3 separate regions of the Homo sapiens genome follow, and regions 2 and 3 are each linked to region 1. Evidence: chromatin loops called from intact Hi-C (ENCODE). Cell type or tissue: endothelial cell of umbilical vein. All regions are shown on one strand. Region 1 holds the start of LINC02057 (long intergenic non-protein coding RNA 2057). Region 2 has its middle 18 kb from the start of ZSWIM6. Region 3 overlaps SMIM15-AS1 (SMIM15 antisense RNA 1).

Region 1 (8,000 bases):
TACCCAGCCCTCCCGTGCATGCTCCCATTTGCATGAAGCACTCCTGTCTGCCCTATGCAAAAACAAGGCTCGGTCTCCATCTCTCACCTGGCTCTTCCAGGCTTACTCTCACTCATTTCCCTTTTAAATCCCACCTACAGGGAAGCCTTTACAGTTCAGAGTGGGATAGGTAAGAAATCTCTCCTAGGATCCAGTTTACCTACCCGAGTCTTACCCAACTAGAAAAACTTGAAAATAAAAATCAAAAACAGAATGTTCAAACAGGACACTGAAAACTAGCCTAACCTGTAAATGAAATCAGCACCTTTTAGAGCACCATGGATTGGTAAGAGGAGCCAGCAGCCAGCTGAAATGAAAGGAACCCTGGGCTGGAGAAACAGGCCCTGGCACTCCCAGGGACCATCTGTGAGGTCCCTCCACTCTTTGAGCCTCCTCATTTTTCTCATTTGCTCATCATATCTATTTCTCTTAACCGTAGAGGCTGCTATGAGAATCTGTGGGAGCAGAAGGTATGCTATGAAAATGAAAGATGATTAAGCAATGCGTAAGCCCTGGAGGGTAAGGCTTGAATCGTGGGTTCGTTATGAATATTGCCTAGGAAATCAGGAGAACCCAAGATGTTCATTAACCCTAATACGCTCCGACATTATTAAGAAACTGCTGGCCGGGCGCGGTGGCTCACGCCTGTAATCCCAGCACTTTGGGGGGCCGAGGCGGGCGGATCACGAGGTCAGGAGATCGAGACCATCCTGGCTAACACGGTGAAACCCCGTCTCTACTAAAAATACAAAAAATTAGCCGGGCGTGGTGGCAGGTGCCTGTAGTCCCAGCTACTCGGGAGGCTGAGGCAGGAGAATGGCGTGAACCCGGGAGGCGGAGCTTGCAGTGAGCCGAGATCGCGCCACTGCACTCCAGCCTGGGCGACAGAGCGAGACTCCGTCTCAAAAAAAAAAAAAAAAAAAAGAAACTGCTATGACAACCCAATTCTAAAAATTCTTTTCAATTACTTTTCATATCAAGATCTCAAAAACCCTTAAATGTCACTTTAAGGTTTACATCATGACTGTACAATAATAGGTGTGAATACTACTGGGCAACAAATGTATCCCTATTGACATATTAATACATGCTCCAGCATCTCCCCTCCTTCATAGATAATGAAAAGTTGTTGGGTTTTTTTTGTTGTTGTTGTTACTGGTGAGAGCCACTATTACAGTAAAAAATAAAATAAAATAAAATCAATTTTTTAAAGGCAGCTCAGATGTGTCCCAGTGCTGAAATCTCAGTTGAAAGTATAAATCAGATTCCCAGTTTGCTGGGGAAACCAGAAGAAGAGGCTTGAGCAGACACACACCAGGGGAAGTGGCTGAGCAGAAGTTCCTAAAGCTCAGGCCACTATTAACCTCTCAAGCAGTTCTTCTTTGCCATTTGTTTGAATCTCATTCATTATTACTCTAGTTACCAAACATTCCTTGTGCTGATTCACAAAACAAGATAATTTTTTGTTAAGTTGAGAAAATATTTAAATGACAAGGTAGATGATGGTTATTTGCAGAATTGTGTTCCCCCAAAAAGGATATATTGCAGTCCTAACTCCCATCAGTCCTAACTCCCATACCTCAGAATGTGGTCTTATTTGGAAACAGGGTCTTTGCACATTTAACCGAGTTCAAGTGAGGTCATTAGGATGGGCCCTACTCCAATAAGACTGGTGTCCTTACGAAAAGGGAAAATTTGGATACAAAGACAGACTCACACAGAAGGAAGAAGATACAAAGAAACAGGAAGAAGGCCATGTGAAGAAGGAGGATTTGAGGGAGGCAGCTAAGCCCAGGAGCCCCTGAGGCTGCAGGAAGCTAGGGGGGTCTAATGGCCTCCTCCCCAGCACCTTCGGCGGGAACGTGGCTGTGACAACATCTTCATTTTGGACCTCTGGTCTCCAGAACTGTGAGACAATACATTTTTATCACATAGGTCTGCACCCATTTTGTGAGACTTTCTTATGGCAGTCCTAGGGAACTAATACATCTACTAAAGTCACAGTTCTTAACAATGGTCAGAAAGTGGAGTAAGAGTAAAACCTCAGCTGATTTCAGTGCGGGATGTTTGTGTGACGACATACATAACAGGAGCTCATGGCTTCTCCATTGCAGGGGTGGGTTTTTACTGAAAACCCTCAGCCTGGAGGTGGTTCCCTTCCTGCAGAGTGCAGAAAGCCAGTTAAACCCCTCCTTCAGCGGCAGGGCGGAGGGGAGAGGCCCAGAGCCCTGCCCATGCCAGCAGGGAGGGTGCTATCCTAAGCTAGACCAGTGCTTGGCTCTGTGCAGGAGCTAACACTGTGCACAGCTGCTCAAGCCCTATCTGTCACCCAGTAGAGACAAAGACAGTGACACAGCTCCTCAAAGGGGATGAGAGTCCTAAGCCCAGCAGCCAGGCAGTGACTCTTCTACACCAGCCCTAGAAGGTACGAATCAGAGGCCAGTGACGTCTCAAACCAACAGAAACAGAAAAACTCAGGAATATCAGTACCTGGACCCCATCTGGCCGTGGATTTTTTTCTTGTGTTTTATTTTTGTTATACTTCAAAACTTCTTTAGAGAGTAAAAATGAGCACTAAAACTAGAGCCCCAGCACATAATTTTTGCTTATATTTGTCGGAATATAATTTACTCCTAACTCTGTGTGTGTGTATCATTCTATTATATGGAATCGGTTTTTAGCTCATCCTTTTGTTATCTGTTGGAAGCCAGGAAATAAAAACAAAAATAAGCAGATATTGTTGAAGAGAGGACCCACGTGGACCAAGAAGTCCCCACATGACGGCAGCCCTGAGTGGGCAGAGCGAGACCTGGAAGCTGCCGTAGCAGGAAGGTGCAGCCCTCACTCAGACCCACCCTCAATCAGTGCAGGGTCAGACACAAGCCTCAGGACCTAGCCTTTGTTGTCCTTCCTTCAGCGACTCCTAAGACCCAGCTCCGCTCCCTTTCATCTAAAGAGTAGGCCGGGGTAGGAGGGGAGGGATGACTGACATCACACAGGATGCTAGAAAATAATGTCATAAATTTGAGGTAATTTCCCCCGTTCACGTCACCTTAGAAAAAGGCCTTCTTTTGTCAAAATTAAAACCATTTACAAAAGTGCTGGTTTGTTGTTGTTTTGAAGAATGTGAACAGCTAGGTGTTTTCCCTGGGACTCAGTTTCAAAATGAACAAACGGACACCTGCCTGAAAAAGGAAAAAACGGAGTCAGCGATGTCATCATCCTTCCTCAGCAGCACTCCAGGTGAGAGGAGCCGCTCCTGGGTCCCACTGTCCTCAAACAGGGACTGCATGGTGCTTCAGAAGCCGCCCAGGCACGGGAGGGAAAGGAGGAAAGGTCAAGTTGTTTGTACATTTGGTCTTACTATGACTGGGCTGGTAAAATTGTTATTCTGAGAGCTCCTTGTTCATCTGGCTTTTAAATACTTATTATGCTTTTTTTTTTTTTTTTTCTGAAGGGTGAGAGAGAAGCAAAATTTCCACATTGTGAACTGTCACGGATTTTTCCTGTGCAGTACAGAGTGACAGCAAGGTGGTTCTAAAACATGTGATTTATTTATAAACATATATGGAAATATTTTTAAAATTAAAAAATGCCAAGGGTGAGGCTGGGTCATAGGCAACCATGAGAAGTAAGATGTTTGTTCTGGAGGCCGGTGTTAGCACTCTTCCACGAGTAGTTTTAGAGCAATCTAGGGTCAAGTGGAAACGTTCTGACTATACTGCCCTGCAGTTTTGTTTCAAGAGCATCTGGATCCCAGTTCCGGGGAAGCTGATTTGAGTTGCTCTGTGCTTGAAATACAACCTTGTTCTGTAGAGTTCCCAAGACGAACGCTGAGTGGGTAGTATTTAAAGAACAGCTTGGCAGTCCCTGTGCCCTGAGCCCTCACCTTCATTTCCTCCTGATCCTTTCCTTTGTGCTGCGTCTTTCCCTTGCAAGGACGCACGCATGCAGACAGAGGAGGAGGCCAGCAGAGGATGGGGAAGTAGTTAATGCAACTAGCACACCCTTCCCAGGTTCACTCTGCCACCTTTCTATTCTTTCCAGTCTATTCTCACTACTCCATTCTAGTTGGGAGTGTTTCTTCAGTTGCTTTAAGTAGCGATGGGGAGAGGATGTTTGGTCAAAGGGCATCGAGATGGGAACAGGAGAATCAAGGAGAGGAAGTAAGGGGCCAGAGATAAAGAAATAAGAGCTAGGAGGAGGGAAGTAAATAGAAGCAAAGATGATGAATAATACCAGGTACACAATAGACAGGGAGCGAAATGAAAAAGGAGCAGTACATAGAGGTTGTGATGCAGAAAGGAACAATTCAAAATAGAAAAATGTAAGAAACCTGAAAACAAACAAACTTAGAAGCCCATACAGGAAAGCAAAGAACCAAATGGAAGTAAGAAACAGAACCCCAAACAGGAAGGACGTCTGAATGAGAAATGTGATTGAGGGAAGGAACAGAGGAGCCTTTGTGGTGTGTTTGTAGATTAGAGGGAAAACGACAGAACAGAGAGAATCCAAGAGTGTTTATTCCTTGCACCTGGCAAACAAAAAATTCATTATTTTTTAATCATGGAAGAAGTATCTCTAAGAGCACTGGGCCTTTCATGCTACCGGCCTGTCTCTTACTCATCTCAATCCCTTAGGATTCTTTTAAAAGCGTAAGGAAACCCAGCACAAGGAAAACCAAATTTCCACCCAGATGCTATTTATATGAAGCTTATTTTATAGAGGTGAGTCCTCATGGCCCTTAGAGTTCAAGCTGGGTTACCTGTTCCCAGTGGTGAATGATGTCCAGCTTTTTGGTCCCTGTAAATCCCAGGTAAATGACAAAGATATCTCAGTCCCTTAAAAACACGGGTAAAAAATGAAATCATTATTTGCATGATTCTCATTTCCGAAGCCTGCCTTACCATTAATAAGTTAGAGGTTGCCTTGTAAGTTTAAATAATTTAGGAAATGGAGTAATAAAAAAAAGTAAGTAAAGCATAAGCCGAAAAATATAACACATACCCAGGAGAAGGAAAGATTAGTTATTTCATTACTGCAAATTGCTGTTACTAAACATTATGATAAATTACCAAAAAGATGCCTCTTCACCCCCTTCTATAATTTCAGGTTATTAATTGTATTCACATACAAGTGATTCTTTCCTTCTATGCCTCTCTTGCCCTGTTTCTCTAATGAGGAAACAGGAAAAAAAATGCAGTAGATAAAATGCTTAAATTGAGGCTGAGGCAAATGAAAAAAGATATCAGAAACAAATAACATTATCAGCTTTTAGCTCCATAATAAGCTCTTGTTTATTTAGACCCTATTAATTTGGAATTTATAATAACTTGATGGGGACCTGGGCAGAAATTTTCCTTCCATTTAGCAAACTCTGTCTTGCTAAGTAGTGCAGAAGAATGATGTAAATGAGATTACAGGAGGAATGTTTGAAATACATCTTTGAGCACTTCAGGCAATCCCTTATATATGAATAATTAATATAAGAATACATATCATTCTTATCCAATAATTATCTGGCAGTTCAGAAGGAATTTGTTAGGTCACCCTGCAGAGTAACAAGATGTGTGTTTGTCACTAAATAGTTCTATGACCATAGGCAAGGCACTTAACTTTTTCAGCCCTTATTTTTCTTACCTAAAATTGGATTGATAATATCAACTCTGCCTAGTTTGGGAGGTTGTTATGATCATGAAATGAGAGAATAGATGGAAATCCATTTTGAAATCCATAAGGGATTAGGAAAATCTGTATTATGTAAATGAGTTTAAAATTCATACTTTCTACTAATTCAATCCAACCCTCCCTCCGATGGTCTATACCGGTGAAGCTTTTATGCTTTAAACAGCTGTTACATAGCGACATGTTTAGCACCTTCAGCCATCACTGAATCTCTTTTATTAGGGCAACTGCCTAATGCATTGGTGTGTGTGTGTTTGTGTGTGTGTGTATGTGTGACACTACTCCTCCTCCGGCCCCTAACAGATCCTTGGAGTCATTCTTTGTGTTCTGAGTACACTAAATATACTTCACGTGACACAACGGGAGAAAGTTATTGTACTTGAAAGAGTCTAAGCTTTGGAGTCTGACAGTCTTGGGTTCAAATTCAAGATCTTCCACACAGATGAGTTAGCTGGAACAATTATTTCTCTGAGCCCCAGTTTTTTAATACAATTTTTTATGAAGCCTAAAAGAGAAAATGTACATAGCACAGTGTCTGGCACAGAGTAGGCACTTCAAAAGGATGATGATTACATGAAAGATAAGTTATCTTGAGGTGGTATTTGCATTGGAGAAAATATCTAAGACTCCCCCCTTCAAATCTCTGGCCCCTTATTGCAGTTTAGTTCCCAAATTACAAAGCCAAATAGGCAGTCACCCTTACAATATCCAGTTTTTTTACACATAGATAACCTGTGTTGCTTTTGGTCAAATGTATGTCGCAAAGTATTAAAATAATGTCTTCTTAATTCTAAGAATCCTGTTTTTTCACATTTGGATGTTTTGGAAATCAGAATGAATTTTACAATCATTGTCAAAATAAACATGTCAACTGCTAGGTGGAAGAGTTGCTAAGAGGAATTGTCATTTGTTTGTAACAGGTGAAATCAGCCAAAGCTTTCAGAATAAAGGGTTTTCAAAGCCAGGAGATGTTGGTGTTTATGCTTCATAAACAGATGTTTATGCAAAACATCTGTCTGTCAAGTGCTTTCAAAGAAGCTATTGAACTTCCTGCAAGAGGTAATCAATTAAGGGAAAAAAAATTAAGATCCCAGATCAGGGGTGCTAAAGAGGTCAAACTCCCAGGCACTTTTATCAGTGTCACCACCTCTTCTTTGCAGCAACTGCCAATGTCCTGGTGATTCCAAGGAATCTTTGGAGTGTAGTTAAGATGGAGTAATTACATTAATAAAATGCATGCTGTTTTTTGCTAAAAAATGTGTATATTTAATGTAGCATTTCTTTTTTTAATATCTAATGATAAGCTTTGGCTGTGCCCCCACCCAAATCTCATCTTGAATGATAGTTCCCATAATCCCCAAATGTTGCGGGAGGGACCTCATGGGAGGTGATTAGATTATTGGGCAGAGGGTGTTTCCCCCATACTGTTCTCATGATAGTGAGTGAGTTCTTATGAGATCTGATGGTTTTATAAGATTTTATCCTGAGATCTGATGGTTTTATAAGGGGCTCTTTCCCCCCCTTTGCTCTGCGGTTTTATAAGGGGCTTTTCCCCCTCTTTGCTCTGCACTTCTCTCTTCTGCTGCCATGTGAGGCAGGATGTGTTTGCTTCCCCTTCTGCCATGATTGTAAGTTTCCTGAGGCCTCCCCAGCCACGTGGAGCTGTGAGTCGATTAAACCTGTTTCCTCTGTAGATTACCCAGTCTTGGGTATTTCTTCATGGCAGTGTGAGAACAGACTAATACATCTGAATAAAACTATATTTTAATTCAATAAATTAATCTCCTTTCTTCTAATCGACAGACTCATTAGAGAAAGTGTCTAGCTTTTTAAAATCATCTAAAAACAAGGTTAAATATAATTAAATTTATACTTAAGACATCTGCAGATTGCTGTATGTGTTATACTTTAATAAAACATTAAAAAATTAGAGATATGTGTATTTGTGTATTTAGCTTGAATAGTTGAAGATTTGTCAAAATATACACAGTTATAGCTTTCAAACTAATAGGTGTAACCATTTATAGAACACACTTTCTCGATCAAGTCTTGGGCACTTTACTCTTGTTATTTAATATTAATAATAACAGCTAATATTTATTAAGCACTTACTATGTGCCAAACATTTTCAAGGGGTGTTTCATCTCCTTTAACTTTTAAAAGACTAATTGAGGTGAGTATTATTATTGCTGACTATATCAGATGGGTATTAGTTTTACAAAGATGGAAATTCATATATAAGGCACATATAAGTTACTTACTTCATGAAATCACAC
Region 2 (8,000 bases), 50 kb after region 1:
CCAGTCGTGGTGGGACGTGCCTGTAGTCCCAGCTACTCGGGAGGCTGAGGCAGGAGAATCACTTGAACCCAGGAGGTGGAGGTTGCAGTGAGCCGAGATCACGCCACTGCACCCCAGCCTGGGTGACAGAGTGAGACTCTGTCTCGATATAATAATAATAATAATAATAATAAGAAGAAGAAGAAGAAGAAGAAGAAGAAGAAGAAGAAGAAGAAGAAGAAGAAGAAGAAGAAGAACTCTGTGAACATACTAAACGGCACACTTTAAATGGGTGACTCGTATGGTGTGTGTATTATATCTGGACAATGCTGTTTAAATAAATAAGTAAATTGGGATGCAAAAATCTCTAATATTACCTGTTTTAAAACCTTTTAAAATATGGCTAATAGGAAACTTAAAATTACATAACTGGCATTATATTTCTATTGGACCTGCTAGGCTGAGGGGACCGAGGATGAAGACTCTGGGCCAACCTGGGGCTAGTGGTACCCAAAGCGAAGGTCATAAACACAGGGCAGAAGAGCAGCCAGAAATGCTCAGCTGTGGTGCAGAGCAAGAAGGAATGAAGGATTGGGGAGAGGGGCTTGAGACTAAGGATGAAACTCCTGGACTGGGGCTGGCCTCTGCACTGAGGGCCAGCAATGGGACTGATGGCTGACTAGAATTTCTTGCCCCTAGGCAAACAGAGGGAGCTATCTTCAGTCATCTCTCCAGAGCTCTTATCAGCTCAGATGATAAAAGGTGGGGCATTTCCCTTTAGGTAACATTGATTTAAAAAAAAAATGGTGGGGCAGAGCTGCCCTACCTTTCCGCAGGTGGCTGCTCTAATTGCCTCAGGCCCTGGCCGGCAGCCCCCAGGGCCAAGAGGATCCCTATCTTAACCCATCTGTAATGTATTTGCATACCTGTAACCCAGGCTTGCTAAACTGCTGCAGGCAAGCCGGGAAGCTCTGGCCTTGTCCTGGGGGATGTAAACTTTTTCAGGAAGTATTAGCCAGGAGAGCTGTCAGACCTATTTATGAAATGCCATAAACAAACCCTAGTGCTTGTCCGAGGTTTGGGTGACACAGCATAAGGGAAAGCCTTGGGTGCCTTCTTGGCATCCTCTCTCCAGCCCAGGTTTCCTTCCAGTTCAGTTCCCCTCTTCACACGCCCCCCACCCAAAACACAACAGTATTTCAAAGGAGATACTGGCTCACTGGATGATGGATGAGGAACCTACACTTAGGGTCCCCACTGCCCCCCGTCACCAAAAGAAAGGACCTCATGGCTTGCTTCTGGAGACAGAAAAGTGACTGGACTGAAGGACAGAATGGGTGAATTAAGCCAGATGAGCTGTAACCCCGAAGGCCTAGTTCTGGAGGAGGGGTCAGTAGCCTAGAAAGGAGACAAAATCAAGAACACTATACTTGGCAGTGGCTGTTTCAATCTTACAATTACAAAGTGAATATCTGACATTATTCTGTATTTTATCTGAGCTATGTCCTGAAATTTTCTCCCATTGCAGTAAACATTAATTTTTCTCTTGACTGTGTCTCATGCTTCAGGGACAGGGTGGATAGCAAGCATAGACAATGGAGTAGGTACAGTTTATGAACCTAAGGGCACTGTCTGGGGCAAAGCCACATCCCCTGCTGTCCTGTCCAGGCGTAGCAACAGTAGAAAGTTAACTGTGTTCAATGAAGGTATACACAGGAGACACAAAAGACAGCATCATCTGCATGCCTGCAAGCTTCTGGAGGACAAGGCTTGCAAATTGTTCCTCTCCATATCTCCACCATAGGGTCATAGGCACATGCTAAGTACTCAAGAAATACTCGTGGATGGATGTGCAGATGGATGGATGTGACACATAGTAGTTACTTAATGTAGGTGTTATGTAATGATATCATATTTTGAGTAGTTGATGATGAAGAGAAAGGATGAAAGCTTTCATTTTTGCAACAGGAAAATAAATTCTGGATATATTAAACTAAAACAAATATAATAGCATATAGCATATTCAGTTTCGTCATCCAATTTTTTTCCAAACAGTGCTTAGATATGTTAGGTAAGGGTGGAAAGGGAAAAAAGTGCCCAGTACAGCTCATGAAGCCTCTTTCTCACCGGATCTTGTAAAATGCAAGCTACTTAGGAGTGGACGAATGACTTAACGATGATGTTGTCAGGGCCCTCTGAATAAATATTGCCTTTTCCATTCCCACCGTGGGTACTACAAGTACCACTGGCACCTTGTCAAGAGGTTGAGATCTCCTCATTCTTATCTTCTGAGTCAGGCAGCACAAGATGGTATAAACACTCGTTCAAAATGCACTTGAATATTCCATCCCTTGTCCTTGCATTTACACTGTTTTCTTGCAGCTGAAAGCCTAACAGCTAGTAAGTAGAAAAGGAGAGGACAGAACCATCCAAAAGTCAGCCTTTCCTTCTTAAGGAGAGCCCTCGGTGGGGTTTGTCCATCAAATGGTAGCCTCCCTAACTGCGTCTTCACTCTTTTTTCCTTTGCCACCCAGTATCGAGACACTTCTCATTTCTCAGAAGCAAGGAACTTCAGAATTGGTTTCGGCTTTACGATTCTCTTTCAGCAGCCATCCCGACAATCTATAAGACGAAATAATCACTCAGGACAGCAGGGACTTTAGAACTGATTGAAAGTCATTGATGACCAGGCACGATGGCTCATGACTGTAATCCCAGCATTTTGGGAGGCCGAGGTGGGCAGATTACTTGAGGTTAGGAGTTGGAGACCAGCCTGGCCAACATGGTGAAACCCCGTCTTTACAAAAAATAAAATGAAAAAATTAGCTGGGCATGGTGGCACACACCTGTAGTCCCAGCTACTTGGGAGGCTGAGGCAGGACAATTGCTTGAACCCGGGAGGTTGCAGCACCAAGATCGTGCCACTGCACTCCAGCCTGGGCGATAAAGTGAGACTCCATCTCAAAAACAAAAAAAAAAGAAAAAGAAAAAAAAAGAAAGAAAGTAAGAAAAGAAAAGGAAAAGAAAGTCACTGATTGTTGTCAGTAGCCAGGGCAGTAGTAGGTTATAGAATAGAGAATGAGGCAATTCTTTCTGGCCAAGGATCCTGTTCCATAAGTGAGTTGGCTTTTTGGCAGTTAAGAATCCATATTTGGTTGGGCGCGGTGGCTCACGTCTACAATCCCAGGACTTTGGGATGCCGAGGCAGATGGATTACTGGAGGTCAGGAGTTCAAGACCAGCCTGGTCAACATGGCGAAACCCCAACTCTACTAAAAGTACAAAAATTAGCAGGGCGTGGTGGTGCACGCCTGTACTCCCAACTACTGGGGCAGCTGAGGCGGGAGGATTGCTTGAATCCAGGAGGTGGAGGTTTCAGTGAGCTGAGATTGTGCTACTGCACTCCAGTCTGGGCGACAGAGCAAGACTCTGTCTCAAAAAAAAAAAAAAAAAAACAGTCAGGATACAGAAAAAATTTCTATCTCCGTATACTTTTATGAGGGAGCTTACAAGGCTCATCTGGATTATTTGAAGGCAGGATACTTCAAAGGAAGCAAAAATATGCTATTTTCAGATTTAACTTAGATTTCTAAAAATTCTGTGCAACTCTCTTATGTGGGTATGTGACACACCAGTAAATAGGGTGCATGTGACCCTGGCAGGGTGAGCTAAGAAAGTTGGATTCCTTGAAGGAAATAACTTTCTGTGATATCATGACTGGCGGGGGACTGCTGGTGGGGGATGACTGGCAGAGGATGTGCAGGTGCAGCTGGATGGAAGCCCTTGGCATTGGGGCTCCTGTCATGCATCCAAATCCCCAGTGCCCCTATTCCTCCACCCAGGTCATTCCTGCTCATGATATCAGTACTCTGACTCACAAGTAGCCTGCAGCAGCTGAAAGGAAATGATGTGGCAACTGTGTCTGAAGTCTGGTTAAATGCTGGAGACAGAAAAGAAAATCCATTTGAAAATATGTTGCTGTATTTTACAAAAAGGCTGTGCAAGATTTAAAAAGTATGTTTAGCATTCCAAGTATTTTCCCTTCTGTGTCTTCAGAGACCATCTCTGAGAGTGATGTTTTGTTTATTTAACATTTAATCAAAAGAGATGTGGACCCCACCAGCTTTTGAACAACAGATTCAGTAGCACTGCCTCTTGCATTAAGTTTGAAGAGAAACTTCAACCACACAGAGAATTTGATGTCTGTAATATGCACTAAAAGATCAGCTGGTCTAACTTTACAGGGCTAATAAAAGGGAAAAGTTTTCCTGTGCTCAGGTCTTTTATGAATTATAAATAACCATTCACTTTGGAAGATAGCACATCATAAAATTTTTTTACAAATATGCACAAATCCATTTTAAGATCCAAGGAAAAAGATGTTCAAAAGTCTCAGATGTACTCAGTTTTGATTTCGTAGGGAAACATGTTCTTTTACCATATGGATGCTTTTAAGGGGGCCTTCAGCTGGGGCTCAATAATGACACCCCAGTGGCTAAATAAGGGATTTCTTTCCTTCTAACATTATTTCTCTGTTATTAAAGGTGGAAAAACCTTCCACAAATAGCATACTATTAGAGTGCTTTAGGGGGTATCCTGGGAATCAAGGTTATGTGTCTGCTCCAGAAGTACTGTCTGTAATTATCATTCCTCCGTGGTTCTGAGGATGCAGTCTTGGTGTTTTCATTAATTTTTTCATTCTACAAGTCTGGAGTGTGTGTCTGCTCTTGATATTCAATATTTCACAGTAGGAATTTTGTTATTGTTGCTGTTTTTAGGGTCACAGATCTCTCCCCTCTCTTTTCCTCTCATAATAACCATTTCCTGGCTTCTTTTGCCCACTAAAATAAAAAGGTATGAAAGGCCAGATTTGAAAAGAAAAAGAATTCAGATATGACATTTTTCCAATTCCAGCCTTCATCTTCCCTCTTTATAATCTGCTAGTATGAGCATTAAAAAATAGAGCATTCAGATCTACCAAACACCTGAAGAGGGTTCATGGGTCAGAAGAGCACATAGATTTCCTCCCAGCACTTTGTTATCAGTATTTTCAAATATGCACCACATTAAAAGAATTTTACAGTGAACACCTATATGCCCATGATCTAGTTGTAGATTCTGCTATTAATACTTGACTCTTCTTGCTTTATCACATATTTATACAGCCCTCCTCCATTAATTCATCTTATTTTTTCATGTGTTTAAAAGTAAATTATAGGCATCCACCAATTTCTACTTAAAAACTTCAGTTTGATATTTACTTTTTTCATTTGATATGAAATTTACAGATTTTAAACTGTAAACACTAAGTGTCCAGTTTCGGAGTTTTGACAAATATATCCCTGTGTGCCCAAACCCTTACTGAGATATAAAATATTGTCATCACCTGGGAAGGTCCCTCATTTATCTTTCCTGTCAATCCCTGTTCCTAATCCCTTTCCCAAACCCAGAGGCAACCACTGTTTTGATTTTTTTCACCACAGATTAGCTTTGTCTATTCCATAATTTCATATGAATGGGTCAAATAGGATGAATTCTTTGTGTAAGACTTCTTTCACTCAGCATAATCTTTTTGAGATTTGTTGACGTTATTGTGTGAACAGTAGTAGCTCATTCTTTTATACTGCTAAGTAGTATTCCATTGTATGACTAAACCACAGTTTGCACACTTATTTTCTCTCTCTCTCTCTCTCTCTCTCTCTATCTTTGAGATGGAGCTTCACTCTGTTGCCCAGGGTGGAGTGCAGTGGCGTGATCTCAGGTCACTGCAAGCGGGTTCAAGCGATTCTCTTGCCTCAGCCTCTTGAGTAGCTGGGATTACGGGCACTCACCACCACACTCGGCTATTTTCTGCATTTTTAGTAGAGACAGGGTTTTCACCAGGTTGGCCAGGCTGGTCTTGAACTCCTGACTTCAAGTGATCCGCCTGCATTGGCCTCCCAAAGTGCTGGGATTACAGCAGTGAGCCACCGTGCCCGGCCCCTGTGCATTCGTTCTCTTCTTGATGGATACCTGGGCTGTATTCAGTTTTTGACTATTACTTATAGAGCTGCTATGAACACTCTTATACAAGTATTTTGATAAACATATGTTTTCATTTCCCTTAGGAAAAGACCTACTTATGTAATTGCAGGATCACAGCTAGTATATATTTAGTTTCTGAAGAAAATGCTATTTATTTTTCCAAAGTTGATGTACCATTTTATGTTCATATCAACAATGTATGGGAGTCCCAGTTGCTCCCCATCTTTGCTGACATTTAGTGTATTCAGTCTTTATATTTTAAGCCATCCTGGCAGTAGTGATACTTCAGGTTTTAATTTGCATTTTCCTAATGACTAAAGATATTGAGCACGTTGTCATGTGCTTATCTGCCATTTATATATCTTCTTTGGTAGAGTGTCTTCCATCCATTCAAAAAATGTTTTCTCTTTATTAATAAGTGGGAGTCCTTTACATATCCTGGATATCAGTCCTCTGTCAAGTTTATGTTTTGTAAATAATTTCTTCCAGTCTATGTCTTGACTATTCATTTTTTAATGGTCTCTTTTCATGAGAGGTTTTTTATTTTGCTTAAATCTAATTTATCAATTTTTTTGTGGTTATTGCTCTAGGTGGCCTAAACAAAGCACATTGATATTAATAAATGGTGTTCACAAAATGTGTTGTAGGCTCAAGATAATCCAAAGCTTCACTGTGGTCACTGTAACAGAAGTATTTCCCTAAAGAAACTTCCATGTCCGTACATACTGGGAACAACTGAGGAAAACCTGGTGATCTGTTTACACTCTCAAGAGCATCCCAGAGAATGAATACAACTCTAGACCTCCCTTTTCACTTTGTTTTATAGTAAGAAGCTTTCTGTTTTGACGGCTGGAAGGAGTCGCCACAGGCAAAACTACCTGGTCATGGCCTTGTTCTGGAATCAAGTCAGCCTTTGTGCTTATAAGCAGGATAAAGTAGATTATTTTAATAATTCATTTTTAATCCATATTTTAATAAGCATATGTTATTGAGATCATACTTAAAATAGTTTAATATATGGCATGAATGAATAAAAATAGACTCCCCAGAAGCTTTAAAAACATTCAAAGAAAGAAATCCACAGAGAGACCCAGGTGTCAGTGATGACATGGGGCAAAATTAAGAGCAGATTGAAAGTGGGAATCGTCTGCTATGAAGAAAGTAGGACTTGGGAAAATAGAGCTCTACTGAAGGAATACAACGATTCTTTAGTGTTGTTTTTAGGCTACACATTGAAGGGTTTCCCAAGATTTTACCCTGGTCTCTTTGCCAACTGCTCTGCTTGTCAGTGAAGCTGTTTGATTTCTCTCTTTGTTTCTTGTTCGAACCAAAAGGACACTCAATACAGACATGACATTTTGAAAACTAAACTCACATCTTTTTCACCCTAACTTCATTGTTGTTTTGGCCTACTTTCTCTTAGACACTTTCTTGAGGGTTCAGGCTGAATGTGGTCTTTCAAACTTTCAAACTCCCTTGAGTACCTCTTTCTGTGATTCCATTCCTAGTGATCATTAATGGTCTGCAACTGCTTCTTTATTTGTGGGGTATCTCGGGCCTTTTGCTTCTTCGGTTTTCTACTTTTTATCATTAAAAATCCCCCCCCCCCTTTATTCGAGACTGATTTAGGAAAAGAAAGGGATGAAACTTAAATGAATGAACTGCTGTTTGATTGCAGGTTAAAATTAGTGGCCAAGTTTTTGTTTGTTGTTGATCTAGTAGACTTTTATAAACCAAAACTAACTGTATGATTCTCATTGGAAGTTATGTTGAAATATGAGATATGAAGAGAGTACCAATTCACAAAGCCCTGGACTGTTCTAACCCTAGGGAATACTTGATGGTGGCTGTGTGGGTGTGCCTGCCAGGCTGGGAAAGGATCTAGCGTAATGGTGAGTTTTGTAACACACCAGCCCAGGTCCAACTGCTTGAGTAGGAAGAGTAGAGGTAGGTGGTTAGTTTTGTGGCCTCCCGGATCTGTTCCTGAAGAAAGCAGAT
Region 3 (8,000 bases), 80 kb before region 1:
ATTAAATCACTATTTCTCGAGGTGGGACACAGGCGTCAGGAGCGCTTTAACTCCCAGGATGATTCCTATTTGTAGACAAGCTTAGGAACCACTGACCTAGACAACTGTGTTACTTGAGGATTCTAAGTCGGCACAGCTGTGGCGTGTTCACTACCCAGCCCTGCCCTTGGCATGATGTTCTCTCCTATCCAGCTTCTCCATCATCTTCCTCCACCTGATTCGTAGAGACCTCTGGACATCTGAGCCTAAGCAGGGCCACTAAATGAGAGAGAATCCCATCACTGAAAAGCAACAATGAATATATTAAGGACCACAGGTGGGTGTAAAATAGATTTTTGCAAATTTTGTGAATTGTTATTTGTTATATTTTTCCTGATAACAAAAGTTTTATGTCAAAGATTTTTGTCTTCCAGTTTTAGTTTCTTATGCAGTAGTTTTAGGAAACTCTGGTGTGCCAAGATGATATTTTTTTTTCATGCTTGGGTGATTGTTTTAGAATTCCTTCTTTGAGTTCAAGAACATCTTTAAAATATCTAACTCAGGGGTATTATGTGTGTTGAGTGAGAATTGTCTATTTGCCTTCTTTAAAGAAACACAATTTGACACAAAGATAGGTATTAAAATTTTTATTTTCTGTGTATACACAGCACATTAGTTATTTATTTAAGCAACCACTGGCTGTCCAAAAACTGAGGGAGGCATGATATAACACCGATTGTTTACCATAGCCTTTATCACAACTCAGAGCTCTAGCATTGTACAAATAATCACATATTGTCTTAAAAAATTAAAAAACTAAAGTAATCCAATAAAATAATGATTTTGCTCTCTGTATCTTAGGAGAGATAGAAGAAATATTGCAACTGAAGCTGCTAGATGGTTATGATTATCTGAATAGGTGTGATCTTGACTTTAGCGAATTAACAGGTAAGCTTCTTACTATGAGGTTGGTGCAAAAGTAATTGTGGTTTTTGGTAATTGCACCAACCTAATATAAGTACTTCATTAATTGTAAACCATATTTGATTTAGAAACCATTTATACGTAATTTCTGGACTTGTATTCAATTAAAATAATCTATGCTAATATGTGCAAATTATAATCCCACTCTTGCTTTGATCATCTGTTTTCTGCCACTAACTGCCACTGAGGAGTGGAAAAAGAAGGCACATAGCTGTAATCTAATTTCAAATAATATTTGTCAGGGAAGATGTTTGGTTGGAAAATGCATGGCTTTTTTAACTCAGATTTTATTCTATAAGTGATTATTGGGGGCAGAGGGTAGAAAAAAAGTGAGAATACATGTCTGTCTCATGATAAACAAAAGCCTGAGATGTTACAGTTACTTACTAAAATCACTTTTATCATATGAAGATTTTGGATAAATCATTATTAAGGAAACTAAGGACAGCTGTGGCATGGAATCAGCGGGCTTTCAGTTTGAATCCCAGTTACTCACAAATGTAAAGTGGTATTTTCATTCCTCTTTTGTTAAAATGCTTTTTTTAAATGTAGGAAGTTTACATTTTGTCCTAGATCACATTGGCTTCTGTTCCCACAGGAAATGTTATATGCTATATGTCAGTTTTCATTTCATTAAAAGTGAAAGTAAACATGGTATGCATCAGCCAAACAGTAACTAATCCCGACATAATTTCAGTATTAAATGAGGCTTGGAATATGTATTTGAATGGGCATGATAGTTTGGGAAACTCTAATTCAGAGATGTCCCACTTATAACAGTGATGTTGGAGAATAGGGTTACCAGTTATGGCCTATATTTGCTCTGTCATATCACGTTCTTACAGTATGTAATTATATTTGGAGAAATATCCTTTGAGCCATAGTATTTTGGAGTCAAGTATTAGGCTATAATTTAGACATTGTTTTAGTAGAATAAAGTAACTTTATAAGATTGTTCCAGATCTTTGTTCTATATCTCTGTCTTTTATCCTTCCCCCTTGCAGAAGTCATTCCTATTTACCTTATTTAAAAAACGAGAGAAAGTATAACTCAGGCTGAAATAAAGCACCAGACTAAAAAGAGATGCCCATTTTCATTCAATATTTATATTTGCCAGAATAAAGGGAGACAAATAATTATTTTGCCTTTAAGGCCTTGATTCTGGATGATAGATTAAGTAGACAGACTGTTGACCACATGTGACTTAAGGAATATTGTTAATTATTTTACCAATCTTTGGATCAAGGTTTGCTTGAAGTAAGTAAGCTGTGCTGTGGATAAACCTTTGGATGATAAAGAGTGAGCTGTATTGCCTTCAATATTGTTTGCATCAGAACATTACTAAGTGGTATCGATTTTGAAAAATAAAATTCAACTTTCTGAGAACATAGACCAGATTCAAGTATTTTTATCTTTTTTTCCCCCCTTTTTTCAGAGAATGGAATCTCTCCACGTTGCCCAAGCAGGTCTCGAACTCCTGTACTTGAGCTATTCTCCCACCTCTGCCTCCCTAAGTGCTGGGATTACAAGCGTGAGCCACTGTTCATGGCCTTAGGGACTTTTAAATGTTAAATTGATTTTGACCTACCCAGGAGCTAGAGAATACCAATGATTACAGAGGGGAGAATAAAATTGCCGTATAGATTTTCTGTGCTCCTTTAGAAAATCCATTCTGGAGTAAAGAGATGGGCAATTGGTCAACTGAGTTTCTTTCTTGTATAATATGTCAGAGTTTGATATTGTCAGTCTGTTAACCAAGATTTTTATTGGGATATTTGCTGAAAGAGGCTCTAAGAATATCCCATCACCAGTAATTAGAATTTGTTACAGGTTTCAGTCAGGGTAGTTGAAAGGGAGCTAATTTGGTAACACAATAACCTAGTACCCAACTAATTCAGGAGCATGAAGAAAAATTGGTTGATTAAGGCTTAAGTCAGATAAATAATACTATAGGTTGACATGGCTGGGTTAGCTCAGGTTTGTATATTTGTTTTTTCAAAGAGGCAGACTTTTCCTAAGATTAGAATCCACAGTAATGATGGAAGCAGGAAACTTAGGGGCAGGCCATAGGTGTAAAATCAAAGTTGAGCTGCTTCTGTGTTACAGCTGTAAGCACAGGAAGTTGCCCATTTTTTTCAAGCACTATTTCTGCATAGTCATATATCAGCTAGTGTTGTCAACATAGACACAAGAGACAATAGGAATACGTACATGCAATTCCACCATCAGCTAAAAAACCCACATAAGTCTTTGAAGCTCTCAAATAACACGCATGACACTGAATGGTACATTTTGATGCACTTTGAAACTCTTATCTCTTTAGTTGGTAAGTACATTTGAACACTTAATATGTGCTCAGCAGAAGAGAAGGAGAACAAGGGAAGTCTAATATAAAATCAGGATTTTTTCTTTTCTCTTTGAAGCCAATTAGAATGTGTGTATGTGTGTGTGTGTGTGTGTGTGTGTGTGCGTGTGTGTGTGTGTGTGTGTGTATTATTTAGTGTAGTAATCCTTGGGTTTTTTTTAAAAAAACGTGTTTTACTATGAAGTGTAACATACAAGAAAGTGATAACATATGACATATACAGCTTACAAATGGTTGTAAGAATTAATACACTTTGTAAGTGCCACCCATGGTAAAAATAAGTAGGTGGAGAAGGAGGAGAAGAAAAGAAGAATTTAACTAGCATGTCAGAAGTCTCATGGATCTCTTTCCAGTCACAACCCTCTCACCAAGCTCGATTCCTATTCCCTGAGTAAGTTCTAATCTTACTTTTCTTTTTTTTTTTTTTTTTGAGAGAGAGTCTGACTCTGTCACCCAAGCTAGAGTGGTGCAATCTCGGTTCACTGCAATCTCTGCCTCCTGGGTTCAAGTGATTCTCCTGCCTCAGCCTCCCGAGTAGCTGGGATTACAGGCATGTGCCACCATGCTGTGCTAATTTTTGTATTTTTAGTAGAGATGGGTTTTCGCCATGTTGGCCAGGCTAGTCTTGAACTCCTGACCTTAGGTGATCCGCCCGCCACAGCCTCCCAAAGTGCTAGTATTACAGGCATCAGCCACCGTGCCCAGCCTAATCTTACTTTTAAAGTAATCATTTATTGCTTTTCTTTACAGTTTACCACTTGGATGTGCATCCATATGTACCATATACAACCATAGAGTTTAGTGTTGTGTGTCTGGAAACTTTACAGAATGAGGTCATACTTTATATATTCTTTTGTCTTGTTTCTTTCACTTGTTATCTATGATGTTGAATGTAGATGCAGTCTGTTCATTTTCATTGCTATGTAGTATTCCATTAAATAAACGACAACTTATTTATCCATTCTACTATGTTGGACATCTGGGTTGCTTACAGTTTGCATTACAGATAATGTTCCTGTGAATATAGTTATGCTATCCCTTGGTGCATATAGGCTTGCATTTCTGTTGGACATAGTCCTAGTCAGTAAAAAGGAATATGACAGAAGTCAATGAAACTGTCTTTTTCTGAATGAAAATTTAGTGAGCCAGTAATCTAATGAGGAAAACAGCTGTTCTTTTTGTTATTCTAATGGTAGGTGCTGTCTGGATATAAAGATGACCATTTCATTTGCTTAATATGAATGTCTACAAGTATGTTTCACCAAGAAAATAAAATACATTTTAGTTTTAAACCATATCTGGTATTATTTCTAGAATTCTAAAATTAACAGGATAAAAAGTCCTTAGAGGGCAAGGATTCTTTCATTTTTTAAATGTACTTCACAGTGACCATAGCAATGCTATTAAGATGCTGAATCCCAACCAAATATGCATTCTCTTGACAAATATACTTTGGAGTAAAATTATTTGTACAAATGCATATAACTTTTCAGATGTCCAGAACTTTAATTTTTCCTTTATTCTAAAAAGGGGGAAAAGATGGATTCCTTTAACTTAAAACTGTTTCTGTTTTGAAAGCCTCTATCCTGAAAGATAGAAAATAATAGTTTTGATGAATCCATGTAATATTCTGTGTTCTTCACAATTTTTCTTACAACATTATTCCTCTATACATGTTCTTAGTATAGATAATATTAATGTATTTCTGAGGCCATTAATAATTATAATTTGGGCCTTTTGTTTGCCTTTTGAACCTGGAAGACAAAATAGATAGTATATTAAGATGCAAATGTATATTTTCTAATGGACTTGTGCTTCAAAGCATATGTATTTTAGGGCTTGGCCTGATTTTGCCAGCTAAGGCCAGATCATTGTAAATTGATTTCAATATCTTTCTGCTTTTATAAGCTTTGTTCTAAAGCTTCACAGGAAGAATCAAAATAATGTTTGTCACACTGTTCTAGCTTAGCTGAAATCTTGTTCCTGTTTACACTAAATGACCATTGGCCTAATGCAGTTAACATGAGTACTTTACAACTCATCCAAGAACTATTTCAAGTGTTGAGGAAAAGGCACTTTAATTGAAAAATTACTTATGCAGGATCAGACTGAGCGAGAATGCTGTTTTTTGTACATTCAGCATATTACACATACCACGCTCCATTTTGCTCCTTTGTTATAACAAATGAATTCTTTTTTGCAATGAAAGGATTCTTATGGTTTATCTTCCTTGGGGATTGTAACTTTCAAAAGGTGCTCTTAAATATATTACTACTTTATTTAAACTATTCACTTCCCAGATGTGCAGTGCTTTGCACAAAGAATAATTCACTAATGCCTTGAGCACACAAAAGGAAAATGCTCTGCTGGGTTTCCCTTTTTATTTTACTTTCCAGTGGTAGGTTTATGACTTGATGCCCAGCTTCTTAATAAATTCACCTCTCACAGGACACAGTTCTCTTTAATATGTTTTCCATGCTTATAGAAAGAAACACTGTATTAGCAAACACCAGTAGAAATTTCATTTTCACCACGTTGCTTTCTCTGGGTATATATAGAGAAACCCCTTAAAGGGCTTCTCCAGGACAACTGAAAGTTATCTTTTTCATTGATCTCTTCTGTGGCTTTAAAATATTTTCTTGACAACATATTGTTTTTATTAATCTAAATTAAGCATTTTAGATTCTTTTATGAATTTAAAAGATATTAAAACCAAAGAATTGGAAAAATATCTAAGAAAAGTTACTAATTTCCATGGTGGGGTATAGAGTTGGTGTGTGTAGGAAGTTATACAGGCAGAGGAGCATTGGAAGAAAAGTGGTGTTTAAGGAAGATTACTGTAAACTGGCAGCAGGCAAGAGTCCAGGACGTTTACCCTTCCACCAAGTTTTCCCAGCCTGCTCTAGCCATGCTATTATTTTACAAGCTCCTATACATATTATATAATATATAAGCAAGAATGGATGGATGGGTCAAAATAAAATGCTTCTATCAGCAAGTTCCCTTGATAAGACAGCAATGGTCAAAATTCACATGAAATAAAAAGATCTTGGATATGGTTTCTTCCCGGGACTTAGAACTTTAATATGTTAATGTACGTCTTGAGGTTCCAAAAAGGGCCTTATATTTCAAGGAATGCTGGTGTTTCAAGCAACAGAGTTTGGGAAACAACAAGGTAAATGATAATCTAATGCATTTAGGTAAGAGGTAAGTGAAAGTTAGAATATATGCTTGAGCAACATGTAACCATAATGGCTGTGGAGTCCCAGCTTTGAATATCTTGGAAGAATAGACAATTATCAATGTTCCTCCCTCTCAAATGATCCTTCTCAACACAGGTTGTGCTTGATGAATCTTTAAGAACAGAATCTTAGCAGGATTTTGTCAAATGCCTTTTCTTCATCTGTTGAGATAATCATGTTTTTCTCTTTTAGTGTATTAGCATGATGAATTCCATTGATTGATTTTCTAATGTTAAACCAATCCTACATTTTTCAGATGAACCCCACTTGGTTATGACGTACTATCCTTTTATCCCTTTAATATATTGTATTTGATACTCTAAAATTTTGTTTAGAATTTTTACATCTATGTTCATAAGGGATACTGGTTTGTAGTTTCCTTTGCTGTAATATCTTTGTATTTTCTGCTCTATTTTTGGAAATGTTTGAGTAAAATTGTTATTTATTCATTAAATGTTTGGGAGAATTTACCCTGAAGCCATCTGTGCTTGGAGTTTTCTTTTTGGGAAGATTATAAACTGTGATGTCCATTTCTTTAACAGATACACAGTTCATACCAATACCCTCAATTCCAGTCCAACACCACAAAGTCTATTCTAGTTTTCATCCTTTCCATACCTGTAACTCCCTACCCTGACAATGAGAAACCCCTCTCCCATCATCTTTCACGTACTTCCTTATTTGGTTAATGTCTCTATATATAACCCATCTTCTTTTGCCGCTGCTGCCTCTCCAATACAAGTGCCCTCTTCACCTCCCTTGGGGTCTGAAACTCTGCCAAGGGCAGCAAGTGCTACTTCCCCTTCTACCCCTCAATGCATGCCCTCCTTACACTACCCAGGCTGATACCATATGCCAGACTGCCCCCATTGCATGGTGATATGGCTTGGCTCTGTGTCCCCACCAAAATATCATGTTGAATTGTAATTCCCAATGTTGGGGGAGAGAACTGGTTGGAGGGGATTGGATCATGGGGACAGATTTCCCCCTTTCTGTTCTCATGATAGTGAGTTCTCACAAGATCTAATGGTTTAAAAGTATGTGGCACTTCCCCCTTCATTCTATCTCTCTCCTGCCACCATGTGAAGATATGCTTGCTTTCCTTTCATCCTTCTGCCATGATTGGCAGGAGGACTTCCTGAGGCCTCCCTAGCCATGTCTCCTGTACAGACTGTGGAACTGTGAGTCAATGAAACCTCTTTTCTTTAGAAATTACCTATTCTCAGGTAGTTCTTTATAGCAGTGTGAGAATGGGCTAATGCAGAAAATTGTTACCAGGGAATTGGGGTCTTGCTATAAAGATACCTGAATATGTGGAAACAACTTTGGAACTGGAGAATGGGCAGAGGATAGAACAGTTTAGAGGGATCAGAAGAAGACAGGAAGATGAGGGAAAGTTTGGAATGTCCAGGAGAGTTGTTGAGTGATTG

Evidence for each region. Peaks named below come from ENCODE experiments on the same cell type or tissue, not always from the same donor. Only the 100,000 strongest peaks of a DNase experiment are listed, where the experiment ranks them.
Region 2: a loop joins it to region 1, with 5 times the contacts of the local background. A loop is called at or near these places in 7 of 110 quality-filtered maps.
Region 3: a loop joins it to region 1, with 2.4 times the contacts of the local background. A loop is called at or near these places in 2 of 110 quality-filtered maps.

Annotation. Positions count from the first base shown.
Region 1 is chr5:61,259,973-61,267,972 of GRCh38, forward strand. LINC02057 (long intergenic non-protein coding RNA 2057) reads right to left here and starts at 4,957. Exons shown (of 3, transcript NR_146624.1): 1 at 4,805-4,957. In endothelial cell of umbilical vein, no CTCF peak of the experiment used is centred here; a DNase peak (open chromatin) is centred at 4,109; H3K27ac peaks cover 1,377 bases.
Region 2 is chr5:61,310,400-61,318,399 of GRCh38, forward strand. No RefSeq gene overlaps it. Among named protein-coding and RNA genes, the nearest start is that of ZSWIM6, 18 kb to the right of the region's middle. In endothelial cell of umbilical vein, no CTCF peak of the experiment used is centred here; DNase peaks (open chromatin) are centred at 2,232, 3,782 and 4,462; H3K27ac peaks cover 4,518 bases.
Region 3 is chr5:61,179,512-61,187,511 of GRCh38, forward strand. It overlaps SMIM15-AS1 (SMIM15 antisense RNA 1), which reads left to right. Exons shown (of 4, transcript NR_109908.1): 2 at 193-316; 3 at 841-927. Among named protein-coding and RNA genes, the nearest start is that of SMIM15, 21 kb to the left of the region's middle. In endothelial cell of umbilical vein, no CTCF peak of the experiment used is centred here; a DNase peak (open chromatin) is centred at 3,120.